2 separate regions of the Homo sapiens genome follow, and region 1 is linked to region 2. A link is a contact called in ENCODE Hi-C or POLR2A ChIA-PET data. All regions are on one chromosome and are shown on one strand. Each heading gives the region's core, a stretch centred on a gene start or an enhancer-like site at or near the end of the contact. The rest is flanking DNA. Distances are from core to core; before and after follow the strand shown. Region 1 overlaps FBXO34 (F-box protein 34). Region 2 holds the start of SOCS4 (suppressor of cytokine signaling 4).

Region 1 (3,444 bases), core at 793-3,292, 320 kb before region 2:
CTGACCAGGTGGCAAAAAAAACAACATCCCTGGAACTGGGTCTTCACAGGAGTTTAAAATGGAAGGCTGGTCTTTGTCTACCTTGGACACAGTGATACTAATGCACAAAGATTCTTTTCTTTGATCAGGATTTCGGCTAGTAAGGGACACAAGCTCTCTGCTCATACAATCAACAGCATCTGTGGGCAATTCAGAGGCTTGGGAATAGGTATGAGAGGAAAAAGGTAACCCAACGAGTTCATCTGTCATTTCCACATCATATCTGTTGCTGTTTTTCACGGCAGTTTGCGAACCCGGCTCTAACTCTGCACTGTCTATGTGGAAACTCACTCCTGCTGGCAATGGGGGGCAGTCCTGAGAAGCACCGTCCCAGGCCTGGTCCTCCTTAGGAGAACAACGATCAGCTCTTGAAGGGCCACAATCCACAGATACAGACCCCACAGGATTCACCTGAGTGTCAGGTGCCTCCAAGACGCCTTTCTTTGTTTTGCCTTCATCAGCCTGAGTGCTATTTGCAAGCAATACTCTGCCCACATTTCGACGGAAGCTGTTATTCCTTGAGAGGCTCCCAGGCTCACGCTGGCCCTGCCGCTTCAGGCACTCAGACTCCAACTTGGCTACCATGTCAAGGACACGGACTGGTTCGCTCTGTGGTTCACCAACCTCAAGATTTCCCCTTTCTGTGGGTTCTTCACAAGCTCCTGGGGCAGAATAGGACTCAGACACTGCAGGCACACCTCTGGATTGGCCAGAAAACCTCACAATTGCAGGTGAGTTTGTGCAGTTTTTTGAACAGCTAGCTAGCAGAGCACTGGCTCTTTGCTCCAAGAAGGCAACCATCTGTATAACTGACAGAGGCCTCCCAGCATAGACTCCATCCCCACTGTCACTCACATAGTGCACAGAACAGTGCTCAATGCCACATGCAAAAGGCTCAGGTTGGTAGCACCTGCTGTTAACCTCCCTCATCCTTTCCACCTGTACCTTGGCTTTTTTAAGATCCCCTGATTTTTTCCTTCTCTTAGTAGCTCTCCCATCAATATCCCAGGAACTTTTTATTTTCATAGATCCTATCCTGTTACTACACTGGTGGGATGCAAAGAATGCAATTTTTTCCTTGGTATTTCCAGGTTTCACAACAGCCCAGATATCAAGTGGTCCTTCTTCTTCGCCCTGGTGGATCGTTGCAGATGGTGCATTCTTTTTGGTTTTAACATTCAAGCTGCTCTCTACAGGACTCTTCCCACTCATACTGCACAGAACATTTGGAGAAAGGATCCCAAATGGCTTTCGAGATGATGCTTTACCGAGAGAGGCTGAAGGAAAGACACTTGATGTTATGTGGCTAGCTTTGCATGTTTCATCATTTACAGCCTTTTGGTGGTTCATAGGAGTTCTCTGCGTTTCCCTGCTGACTTCCGGGGGGTGCTCTTTCTTCTGGAGCTTCCAATATGGCTTTAGGTGCATAACAAAGCCCCTATAGGAAAGAAATACACATTTGATTCAGAAACCAATTTTGTTTTTAGAAAAAAATGTTTTTAAATTTAAGCTCAGATGGTTCTTAGCAACTAAGAAAAACATGTTCTACCAGTTCATTAAATCTTTACCAACTCTCTCATGATAGTTTTTACTGCACATATCAAGAATAACAAACAGCTACCAGTTTATATGGTGTGTAGTACTTTTTTTTTTTTTTTACAGAAAATAAATTGGTTTTGACTGAAGAACTTCAGAAACTGACTTCAGTTAACATTTGGTAAACTTTAACCTTTTAAATTAAAAAAAAATCTGAACTTCCTGAAAACAACTAAGTATTAGGCATAGTACAGAAGAAAGGAAAGTATAAAAAGAACTCCTCCAAGATCCCTACTAGATTTTTAAACACCCTTTCTAAATCATCACAATTCGCATTTTATTAGTTGCAAACAGCCCATCAAAATTATTGCTTCCTGGCCGGGCATGGTGACTGACGTCTGTAATCCCAGCACTTTGGGAGGACAAGGCAGGCGTATCACGTGGGGACAGGAGTTGAAGACCAGCCCGGCCAACATGGGAAAACCCTGTCTTTACTAAAAGTACAAAAATCAGCCGGGCGTAGTGGGGCGTGCCTGTAATCCCAGCTACTCGAGAGGCTGAGGCACAAGAATTGCTTTAACCTAGGGGCAGAGGCTGCAGCCAAGATCGCACACACCACTGCCCTCCAACCTGGGCAACAGAGCGAGACTTTGTCTCAAAAAAAAAAAAAAAAAAGAAAATTATTGCTTCCTAAACTATTCCCATACCACTGAATACTGAATATTTAGATGTTTACAATTTTTCATTTGCTTCCTGTGTACTTTGCCCATCTATTAGTCTTGATTTTCTAAATAATCTATGTGTAGAAACATTTAACTGTCGAATTTCCTGTAACCATCTTAAATATAGACCCTACAGTCCTTATTAATTCTAAAACCATTTTAAACTAGTTCAGAAAGATGGTGCCTTGTTTTGGTCCTTGGCCAGGGGTAGAGATGGGAGCTATTTCAGAAACGAGACAAAAAGATGATTACATGCAGAGACTAGTGTTCCAGTCCCTGCCATATCAGTGATTATCTAGACATGGTGATTTTACCTTGGGCAAGTCACTTCCTCTCTCGGTCTCAGCTGAAATGTTAACTGAGGGGCTGAAATACTAGATAACCTAATGAACTTGTCAATGTACAATTTACATAAAACAGCCCACTGCTACACAAAACACCCTGGATTGAGGAAAGAGTGTTTTCTAGGGATGGCTGGACTCCTGCAAAATAAACCTAGAAACTAAAGATCTGCAGTCCCAGTTTGGTGGGAGTGAGGCAATAGTACCTACAGGTCTAAGCACGTGAAGTTTCACCTACTCTTGCTCACTGGGACAGCAGCTGAACACATACATCTCAGACAGCTCAGTATATTCATCCTCCTTTGCTCCACATTTACTGGGTACCTGCCATATGGCAGCCTCTGTGGTAACTGATTTCAGGTTATCAGTTTTAATCACCAAGAATGAAAGTGATCGTCTGGAACAAGTTTACCTTTCACCTTCAACTTTTAAATCCTACATTCTAGTCTCAGATAAAAGAATTATGGATATTGATATCTTCTAGCCAGATAAAGAGAAATTTTGCATTTAAAGCATACAAAGTGTTTTTTAAAAGTTACCCCTGAAATAGGAGCCAGGCATGGTGGCTCACACCTATAATCCCAGTGCTTTGGGAGGCATAGGTGGGAGGACCCTTTGAGGCCAGGAGTTTGGGACCAAGTTTATTCCTAGTGATTAAAACTGGTATCTGAAAACAGTTACCATAGAGGCTGCCATATGGCAGGCACTCAGTAAATGTGGAGCAAACGAGGATGAATACACTGAGCTGTCCAAGATGTATGCTTCAACTAGGAAAGCCTGGGCAACGCGGCAAGACCTCATCTCTA
Region 2 (3,456 bases), core at 196-2,695:
ACATCAATCATAGTCTCATGGGTATTACAGATATTATAGTGAAGGCATTTTGTAGCTATAACTTGTTCCAATTTGCAGATTCTTCTTATGCTGAGCTCTGAATAGTACTAACCAGAAATCTCACCACGCTTTATTCAACATAGAGACGAATATTATGAGAGTTCATCTTGAACTCTATGTACTCTAGCCAATGATATTGTTACTTGAACGAAAAAATTTATAAGCCAGTCTATCCAAAAAACAAATGATCTCCAAAAAAAAAAAATTAGGTCACTCAGAAAGCATCATCTCTGGTACCACTGCTCTTTCGGGAGATCAACAGTGGGTTATTTTTCCACAAATCCCAAGTTGTTTTTAAGCCAATCATTCTTCCTCTTCATTCATATACAAACCTCAGCGTCTAGCAAGGCTATCTGGAGCTCTAGTACTAAAAACAACGCCTCACACAATGCCACCCACGGTAAGAACACGACGGTTTGCCTGTGTGTTTGCAACTTTTCACAATGGAACTAGATTGAAAAAAACAATAGGGAAACCTCTTCAACAGAAAAACGTCTCAGGTAATAAAATAAATGTGATTGATACTGGAAGGTATCACAAAAACGCAGAAAAATTCTCAAAGATAAGTACAAATGAAAGAATATCATTCTGAAGGTTTTCATCACAGGCTGCTGTACCAATATGGAGAATGAAGATACAAGAAAAGCATAAACTTAAACTTAGTGGCCAAGACTTTAGCAGATATTGCATGGATCAAATGTAAGTGCTCAAGGCTACTAAGTTATAACTCTTCTTTTGGTTATAAATATTCACTTCAGTAAACTTTAGGTGGGATCTGAATAGAGAACACAAGTTACTTTCTTCATAACGGATATATAGAGTCGCAAAGAATAAGCATTAATTGAGCATTAATTAATTATACCTTCAGGTACCAAGAGAACCAACCGGAACAGAAATTAAGTCATTCCTTCTTTATCTCTACAGAAGCGACAAGGTGAGGGCACGAAGGATGCCAAGATTAGAGGCTCTAGAAGATCTCGCCTTCTTTTCCAGAGAAGATGCTCAAAGATCTGTCTGCTAACTGGGCCCCAAGAAAGAGACCGGATCCTTTTAGGGATCCGGATATTGTTTCCTGGGAGGAGAGCCTGGAGGGCAGGAACAAGACCCCGGCCTGCGAGGCCAGGCAGCGGCCACCCTTCCCCCACTCACCTCCCGGAGCGCAGCTTAACTGGGGTTGTGCGAGTAACTGCTGCCATCACCATCGCCATCAGTCTGGGCGCTTGCTTAAGTGGAGAGGGGAGGCCCAACCACTCCTGCACCTCGTGTAGGTCTTACAAAGCAGATGCTTTTCTGCCACCCCCAACCCCGCTTCGGCGTTCCGGTCCCAACCCAGCCGTCACGGTCATCGCCTCCGCCGGTTCCCTGGGCGCCGCCACCACTTCCGTGTTCAGCTCCCTCCCTTCCTCCCTGATTTGCCCGGGCAACCGGCTAATTTCCACGCGGAGGGCGCCGCAGCTGACGCCACCACCCGGCGACCTCTGTCGGGACCTGCGCTGGGCGTGGGCGGGTCGGCGCAGGCGCAGTGTGGTGAGCGAGCCGAAGCGCGGGAAGCAGCTCTTGTGGATCCTCAGTGGCGGAGGCTCGGTCACCCGGGTGAGTCCCCACTCCGGCTGCCCGCGTCCACCAAGGAGATGCGTGTTCCCTTTCCGGCTTATTGTCTGACAGACCCTCTGCCTTATCCCGCTGGTGTCACTCGGGTGGGGGAAACCGGGCTGCGGAGAACGGGCCCTAGAGGAGACTAAGCTCTCTTCCTATCCCTAGCCTCGCTGCTTTTCTCTTTTGAAATAATAAGACTGGCTTTTATAAAACATTTTCAGATAGGTAAAGGAAAACATGCCTGCCACACGGAAGCCAATGAGATATGGGCATACAGAGGGACACACGGAGGTCTGTTTTGATGATTCTGGGAGGTAAGGTTCTTTGAGAAACAACGTTTTAGGTGCAAATGTTAAAACATTTATCCTTAAACTTTATATGTGCAGTCAGCTAAAAATGACTCATGCGGATAGAGGAATAATGTTGAAATCTAAAATGGCACACATATTTCTTTAGATTATTGTTTGATTCGGGCCGTCATGGTAGTTGTAGTATATCGACAAAGTTATAATCGTACTTCCAGAGGAGTTGGAAAGATGCGAGCTTCTCTCCATATATTTTCCCCTTCCCTGCATCTTACATTATTAATTTTGTCAGATCACTAGTTACTGCCTACTTGTCAAATTCAGTGGCCTGTTCTGTTTGGAATGATATCCTTCCATGCCTTTAGTGATGCTATTTCCCTTTTTGCTTATTTTTTTTTAACTTTTTGACGGCTTAAAACAATTTTTTCCTCTGATTCCTAAACTATAATATTTTCCTACGGTTATTCTGGTCCCTTTTATCTTTCCAAGTCCCATTCTTACGCACTACTGCTCGATTGCACGGCTTCCACTGTCGCTTCTATGTTGATTGATTCATTGAAAAAATACTTGTGTGTCTCTTTTGCTGGGGACTACAGATAGAATAGAGCGAACCAGACACAGTCTTTTCCTCCTTTGAGCTTAAGGTCTTTTTGGATTGACAGGCATTGAACACAAATTAATCACAAAAATAAATGTGTATTTAGAAACAAGTAATATGTGCAGTGATAAACATGTATGAGGAGAAGCTCATCTAGTTAAAGGAGTCAGGGAAGGCTTCTTTGGACAAGTGTTTCTTGAGACGCCATCTGAAGACGGAGCAGGCATTAAGCAGTATAAAGAGATGAGTGGTGGTGGCGGTGGGGTGGTGATGTTGGCATAGTAAGCAGAGGCAATACTGTGTGTAAAGGCCCAATGGGGCCAGGGATCATGGTATGCTCAAAGAACTGAAGGAAAACTAGCCTTACTAAAATGTGGAGAGTGATGCAGAGTTTAGTGAGAGATGAATCTGTGAAGTTAGGCAATGGATGTCCTATCCAAGACCTTCTGGACTTTATTAAGGAATCTCGTTTTATCCTAAAAGCACTGAGAAGGTATTAAAGGCTTGAAGCAGAGAGATGTGATCAGGTTTGTTTTTGAGAAAATGCATGGAGGATGAATTGGAAAAGGAGCACTCATGGATGCAGAAAGACTGTTAGAAGATACCTGTATTAGTTTGTGTAGGGGCGGGTTGCCCCTCCACACTTGTGGGTGTTTCTCGTAAGGTGGAACGAGAGACTTAGGAAAGAAAAAGACACAGAGACTAAGTATAGAGAAAGAAATAAGGGGACCCGGGGAACCAGCGTTCAGCATATGGAGGATCCCGCCAGCCTCTGAGTTCCCTTAGTATTTATTCATCATTTGTGGGTGTTTCTCGAAGAGGGGGATGTGTCAGGGTCACAAGACAATTGTGGGGAGAGGGTCAGCAGACAAACACGTGAACAAAGGTCTTTGCATC

Evidence for each region. A loop is a pair of places that touch in the nucleus more often than their neighbours do. ChIA-PET counts read pairs that join two places held with the same protein, here RNA polymerase II (POLR2A). Pooled maps may share reads with other maps.
Region 1: a loop to region 2 is called in a map of naive thymus-derived CD4-positive, alpha-beta T cell, with 2.5 times the contacts of the local background. The contact joins the enhancer-like site here to the promoter of SOCS4 in region 2. A Hi-C loop is called at or near these places in 1 of 168 maps with a recorded cell type or tissue (naive thymus-derived CD4-positive, alpha-beta T cell) and 6 of 50 pooled maps. POLR2A ChIA-PET finds 5 or more read pairs at or near these places in 3 of 52 experiments (activated CD4-positive, alpha-beta T cell, activated CD4-positive, alpha-beta memory T cell and activated naive CD4-positive, alpha-beta T cell).

What each region holds. Positions count from the first base shown.
Region 1 is chr14:55,348,414-55,351,857 of GRCh38, reverse strand. It overlaps FBXO34 (F-box protein 34), which reads right to left. Exons shown (of 2, transcript NM_017943.4): 2 at 1-1,477. The coding sequence starts at 1,467. Among named protein-coding and RNA genes, the nearest start is that of ATG14, 62 kb to the left of the region's middle. RefSeq lists a silencer at 2,197-2,246. Within about 2 kb of position 2,042, at least 2 of the 41 ENCODE cell types and tissues checked have a DNase peak (open chromatin) inside an H3K27ac peak, as active enhancers do.
Region 2 is chr14:55,025,225-55,028,680 of GRCh38, reverse strand. SOCS4 (suppressor of cytokine signaling 4) reads right to left here and starts at 1,445. Exons shown (of 3, transcript NM_199421.2): 1 at 1,210-1,445. It overlaps WDHD1 (WD repeat and HMG-box DNA binding protein 1), which reads left to right and starts at 1,582. Exons shown (of 26, transcript NM_007086.4): 1 at 1,582-1,653; 2 at 1,878-1,970. The coding sequence starts at 1,894. RefSeq lists enhancers at 706-1,232, 1,233-1,760 and a silencer at 1,555-1,604.